Regions from separate parts of the Homo sapiens genome. Here region 1 is linked to region 2. The links are chromatin contacts, found by Hi-C or POLR2A ChIA-PET in ENCODE. All regions are on one chromosome and are shown on one strand. Each heading gives the region's core, a stretch centred on a gene start or an enhancer-like site at or near the end of the contact. The rest is flanking DNA. Distances are from core to core; before and after follow the strand shown.

Evidence for each region. A loop is a pair of places that touch in the nucleus more often than their neighbours do. ChIA-PET counts read pairs that join two places held with the same protein, here RNA polymerase II (POLR2A). Pooled maps may share reads with other maps.
Region 1: a pooled map shows a loop between it and region 2 (13-fold over the local background). The contact joins the promoter of ZNF710 here to the promoter of ZNF774 in region 2. A Hi-C loop is called at or near these places in 3 of 50 pooled maps. POLR2A ChIA-PET finds 5 or more read pairs at or near these places in 2 of 52 experiments (OCI-LY7 and activated T-cell).

What each region holds. Positions count from the first base shown.
Region 1 is chr15:89,999,776-90,002,821 of GRCh38, reverse strand. ZNF710 (zinc finger protein 710) reads right to left here and starts at 1,498. Exons shown (of 5, transcript NM_198526.4): 1 at 1,208-1,498. RefSeq lists an enhancer at 1-685 and silencers at 385-884, 1,300-1,468, 1,877-2,046.
Region 2 is chr15:90,350,476-90,353,759 of GRCh38, reverse strand. It overlaps ZNF774 (zinc finger protein 774), which reads right to left and starts at 1,476. Exons shown (of 4, transcript NM_001004309.3): 1 at 1,349-1,476.

The DNA.
Region 1 (3,046 bases), core at 249-2,748, 350 kb after region 2:
ATGAATGACCCTTTCAGGTTGGTTAAAATCCACACAAGCACCTCCCTGGCCTCTTAAATCTTTCCAAACTACAGCTTAGACTGGAGGGAAGCAGTTGCAGCGCCCATAAAAGTCATCTTAAAAGGCAAGTTGGAAAAAAACCCGATACGCACTAGTTAGCAAGTCCGCGGTGAAGGGGGCGGTGGCCCAAGGGCCGGATCTGCGGGATCTGTGCGCCTAGGGTGGGGAGGCTGGGGCTGCCCCGTCGGTCCCCGAGCCCGCGCGCCCACCTGGTAGCCTGAGGGCCCCGATCTGACGCTGGTGCTCACGCCCCACAGCTCCATCCAATTAGGAAAATGACCGCGAGAAGACGGAGAGAGGGCGACGAGGAGGAAGGGGGGCTGAGCCGCGGGAGGCTCAAGACGGGCCGTAGGGACCCCGCCCGCCACCCCCACCCCCACGCCCCCAGACAGCGAGCGCCGGTCCTGGGTCCCCGGCCCGCGGCGCCCCGACGCTGTCCCGGCGGAGATCCCGCGGCGCCCAGCGTGCGGCGGCCAGTGGCCCTCGGGGACGCCCCCAGCCCCGCCAGCGGCGCGCTCAGCTCTCCCCCACCCCCGGCCGGCTGGGACGCGCAACAACCCCACCCGCTCCGAGAATAAAGTTTGTGGGCAGCCGTAGGGGCGGGGCGGCGAGGGGGTGAAACTTTGAGTCCCGGGCCGGGTGTGGGGGGAGCGCACCCAGCACCGGGACACCCACGTGCGGGCCCGAGAGCCTCCGCCACCGTCGCCTCCCGGGCCTCCCGCGCCGCCGCCGCCGCCGCCGCGACGCTTTCCTTTCATTTTTGCCTCTCTCTCTCTCTCTCTCTCTCTCTCTCTCATTCGCGCGCTCTCCTCCCTCTCGCCCTCTTTCGCTCGCTCCCTCCCTCTCCCTTCCCCCTCCCCCTCCTCTCCCTCCCCCCCACCCCAGACGCCATCTCTCCCTCTTTCCCCGGCTCTCCCTCTCTCCCTCCAGCTCTCCGGCATGAGGGAATGTGGAAGTGAAAGGAAAAGACGACATGTTTGCAGCGCGGCGCGGGCCTGCGCGCGGCCGTCCCCAGGGAGAGGCGGGGGGCGGGTCGGCCGCGGCCGCAGCGACCCACCCCCGCGCCCCCCGCGCCCCCGCCGGCCGGCAGCGCGGGGCTGCGGGGCTGGGGCTGGGGCTGGGGCGGGGGGCCGCGCGGGACACTCACCCTGGGTCCGGGCGCGGCTCCTGCGCTGGGGCCCTCGGCGGGCCGGGCCGGGCCGGGCCGGGGGCTCCTGGCTGCCCACCGCCCGGGCTGCTGCTGTGCGCCCGCCGCCCGCCTCCACGCGCGCCCGCCGCCTGCTCCTGCCGCCCTCCCTCCGGCTCCTCTCTTTCTCTCTCTCCCCCCTCCTCTCGCTCGCTCTCTCGCTCGCGCTCTCTCCCTCCCTGGAAGAAGGGAATGAGGCAGGGCTGACGTGAAGGGATGCAAAACAGCTCCTCCTAAGCCAGCTCGCAGAGGAAGAGAGAGACAGAAAAGCAGCCCTTTTATCTCTCTTTTGTTTTCTCACTTCCTTCCACCCCCAACACCTCCCTCTTGTCAGCCCAAGTTTTCTTTTCTCTTTCTACCGCAGAGGATTTTTCTTCCTTTCTTTCTCTTTCTTTCGGTTCAACTCTCCCACTCGAATTGAAAGCCTGAAGGGTTTTCTTTCTCCTGTTTTTTTCTTCCCTCTTTTCTTCCTTCTTCCTCCTTTCTTATTTCTCTAAAAGGGTTTTGTTTGCTGTGGGAGTTTCGTTTGAAAATCAAGTCACGCCTTTTTTCCTTCTTTTCTTTCTTTCTCTCTCTCTCTTTTTTTTTTCTCCTCTCAGCAGAAAAGGGGAACAAAGATTAACTGAAGCGGGGAAGAGGCAGACCTCGCTTGGAAATGGGGGGCCCGGCCCTGTCCGGTACAAAGGGGGCCCGGGGGCCCTGCGCCCCGCCCCCCCCAAGGGAAGCCAGGGGCGTCCTCTGGAGAGGAGAGCCGGTGCGGGTGTTGGGGCACGGGTGCGGCTCCTGGGTGCCGGTTCCTTCCCAAGTGCGAGCGAGGGCCGCCGAGCCCGCCCCTCCCCAGCCAGAGGTGGCAAGCTGGGTGTGTGTGCTTCACTTATGTATTTTTAAAGTAGGCAGATGGGCCTGGAACAAACATCCCCGCAGAGCACTGAACAGCAAAAGCCTTTAAACAGCTGTTAGCAGAGCCCTGGACGGCCTGACTCGAGGGAGCGGCGCGGGCTCCGAGCGCCAGGGCCCGGGTGGAGAAGGGGCTCAGGGCAGCTGCTGGGATCGGCGGGCTGGCGGGGTCCCCGAGCCCAGGGCCTGGGCCTCGGCCCCGGGGCGCACTGCTGGGGGGCGCCGAGGCGTGGTCGCTGGCAGCGCGGCCGTCAGGTCCCTCTCGGCTCCCTGAGGGGCCGCGGGGTTTGGCACAGCCTCGCCGCCCTCCAGCTCCGGCGCAGGCCGGACACCAGGCCTCCAACCTCCAGAACACCCGCCACTCCGAGCCGTTTCTCGACTGCAACGCAGGGCGGGTCCGGAGCCCTCGGACAGAGCCGGGCAGTGCCGCCAGGAAGGGTCAATTATTCATGGGGCGCCCGGGCGTGCTCCCAAGACCTGCTCTGTCCTCGGGTTCTCCGGAGGAGTGGGGAGAAGACGGGGGAAAGTTCCCAAAGCAAAGTTGGTCACATTTGTCATTTTCCCAAGTAAGTATTGAGCACCTGCTGGATGCCGGGCCCTCGGACTGGGGCTGCAGCCAGGGGGAGAAACGTGAGGTCTCGGTGGGCCCCGAGAGCAAACTCAGGGAACAATGCAAGGGAAGCTGCGGCTCAGGACCAGGTCACCGGGAGGAAGGAAAGCCTGGATCCTCTCCCCTCCCTCTTCCCTTCCTTCCCTTCCCTTCCTTCCTCCCGGCTGCATCTCCTTGGCTCCACCCCTTCTCCTCATCAATTCCTCCCACACTTCCCTGCTCTCCCTGGCTTTTCACTGAAGGGTCCCTTCTCCCAGGGAGGAGCAGATGCTGAGCCCCATTGTCTCTCCCCC
Region 2 (3,284 bases), core at 227-2,726:
GCCAGGCATGGTGGCATGCACTTGTGGTCCCAGCTACTCAGGAGGCTGAAGTGGGAGGATCACTTCAGCCCAGGAGTTCCAGGCTGCAGTGAGCTATGATGGCGCCACTGCACCCCAGCCTAGCAACAGAGTGAGCCCCTGTCTCTCCCTTAAAAAAAAAAAAAATGCAGCCAGCATGACCACCCACTACAAAGAATATTGCATTTCAAGGGAGGAAGGACCAGACTGTGGTGAAGAAGTTTTACTCTTTCACATCTTTTGTCCCACTACAAATCACCTATTTACTACTGGAACACACACACACACACACACACACACACACACACACACACACTTTTGGGGGAAATATTTTTGTATTTACAGACATTATTATTGGTCATTTATAAAGTATTGAGTTTTTAAGGATCTAAAAACCATCTCTCTGGTTTAAAACTTTAACAAACAACAATAATGTAATTAGAAAGTAAAAATTGTAATAAGAGTTTTCAGTATTGGCCAGGTGCTGTGGCTCATGACTGTAATCCCAGCACTTTGGGAAGACGAGACGGGCGGATCACCTGGGGTCAGGAGTTCGAGATCAGCCTGGCCAACATGGTGAAACCCTGTCTCTACTAAGAATACAAAATTAGCCGGGTGTGGTGGCACACGCCTGTAATCCCAACTACTTGGGAGGCTGAGGCAGGAGAATCGCCTGAACCCGGGAGGTGGAGACTGCAGTGAAAGGAGATAGCGCCATTGCATTCCAGCCTGGGCAACAAGAGCGAAATTCCGTCTAAAAAAAAAAAAGAGTTTTGAGTATAATTTTTATTTCTACATTCATTACAAAACACAGCTGCAGGGCCCACTTGCTGGAGACAGCGCCACTGAGGAGGGGAGACGTCTTAGCCACGGTTATAGAAACCCTGTTTCCCAGCCCGTCCCTTTCCCCATGCACAGGTGACCTCAAAGGCCCCACAGCGCTGAGGGGCTGTGACTAAGTGCCACTGTGAGAAGCTCCAGTGCGTTCACCGGGTTTATTAATAGGAACATGACTGCACGCGTGGGGCCGAACCCCGTTCTTCTTCTCGGTGCTCGCGCCCTAACCGGGGTGCGGCGGTCAGAGGGTCACAGATCAGCTGAAACCCTGGGACCACCATCGAGAAGCAAGAAAACTGATTAAGAGAATGACTTATCCCGCCGACGGTATAGAGACCACAGCTACCTCTCCCACAGCCCAGCAAGACCCGGGGGCTCCCAAAGGCCAGCGCGGGAACCCCGCTGAGAAAACGTCTGGGTGGCGGGCAAGCCCCCTCCACGCCCCTCAGCAGCGCGCCGCTGCCGCCGCGGTCTCCCTCCTTGAATCACTCACCGCCCCAGGGCCCAGCCGGGGATGGAGCAGGAAGTGAGTCCTCCACCGCCGAGCCGCACCCGGCCCGCAACCCCGAGGCTGTGCCTCCCAGAACCCGACCGGGATTCGTGACAGGGCTGTGGGGACACAGGTGGGACTCCGGCTTCGACAGCCAGCGGCCGGAAAGTACCGCCCCCATCCTCTTGCTATTGGCTTTTCAGTTTCCATGGCTAGAATTTTTCTCTGTCCATAGGCTGATAGAGCTGTCAATTATCGCCTAGCCTTCTGGGAAACGTAGTCCCGAGCAAGACCTCAAAGGACTCGGAGCCGTGGATGTCCAGTTCCAAGCGTTGGAAAGTGCTAAACCCAATTCCCCAGCTACCGGTCCCCCGGAACCGCCTGTTTGGAGCCGAGGGATCTAAATGCTGTATCCTCACTGTGGCATCTGCAGATGTGAATCTCCTGGCCTCACCCACCTACCGCGGAGCAGCCTGGTGCCCACCATGAGGTCTCCCGCGCTCTGGCACTTCGCCCCTCCCCAGCGCAGAGCAGCTCAGCCCTCGGGCCTTTGCGGCCTCTCTTCTGCCCAGTCTTCCACCTCATCCCCGGCGGCCGGAGCCTGCAGGGTGTTTGCGGAGGCCAGGTCCCAGACCAACTCAAACTGGACATTGGAAAGGCCCAGCAGAAGCCCTTAGTAGAAAACAGACATTCCGCATCCTTCCCTTGGCATCAAACTCCCAGGCACATCCCCTTTCCGTCTGGTTGATAGCCAGAGGAGGCGGGCGAGGGCATCAAGTATTCTGGGAAATGTGATATCGGGCTTCAAACTGGGGAGGCTCCTGGGTCTCATGTGAGAGCCAGTGATCACTTTGGGTCGGCCCCTAGCTAAAAAACAACAAAGTCTTTCCTTAAAGTGAAGAAAATGTGCCTGTCTACTCCGTTTGTTGATTCAGTGCAATTTAGAAAAATAAAAGAACATTTTGTGATGTATTATAAAACGCTTAGAATTACCAGCCATAGAGTTTTTTTTTTTTTTTTTTTTTAGACGGAGTCTCGCTCTGTCGCCCAGGCTAGAGTGCAGTGGCACGATCTCGGCTCACTGCGAGTTCTGCCTCCCAGGTTCACACCATTCTCCTGCCTTAGCCTCCCGAGTAGCTGGGACTACAGGCGCCCGCCACCACACCCGGCTAATTTTTTGTATTTTTAGTAGAGACGGGGTTTCACCATGTTAGCCAGGATGATCTCCATCTCCTGACCTCGTGATCCGCCCGCCTCGGCTTCCTAAAGTGCTGGGATTACAGGCGTGAGCCACCGTGCCCGGCCCGAGTTAATGTTGAAGATCCCTTTGATGCTAATTCCACCATTCCTTCAACAAAAATAAGGTGCATTTTCCAGTGGATATTTATTGGGAACATTCTGTTCTCAAGATCGTTCTGGGGGCAGGGCGTGGTGGCTCACGCCTGTAATCCCAGCACTTTGGGAGGCCGAGGCGGGAGGATCACGAGGTCAGGAGATCGAGACCATCCTGGCTAACATGGTGAAACCCCGTCTCTACTAAATATAGAAAAAATTAGCCGGGCGTGGTGGCGGGCGCCTGTAGTCCCAGCTACTCGGGAGGCTGAGGCAGGAGAATGATGTGAACCCGGGAGGTGGAGCTTGCAGTGAGCCGAGATCGCGCCACTGGACTCCATCCTGAGCGACAGAGCAAGACTCCGTCTCAAAAAAGAAAAAAAGAAAGAAAAAAAAAAAAGATCGTTCTGGGAACTGTGATTACTCGGGAATCATACATAACCATTACCTTCATGAAGTTCACAGGCCAAAAGGGGAAATAAACCATAAAAGGTATCAAAATCCTAAGTAATTTTTTTTTCCATATAGCCAGTGGCATCTTAGTTATTTTGCTACACAATTATAGTCATCTGCAAGGTAACTACATTGCATTTTCGGAAACTCTGTC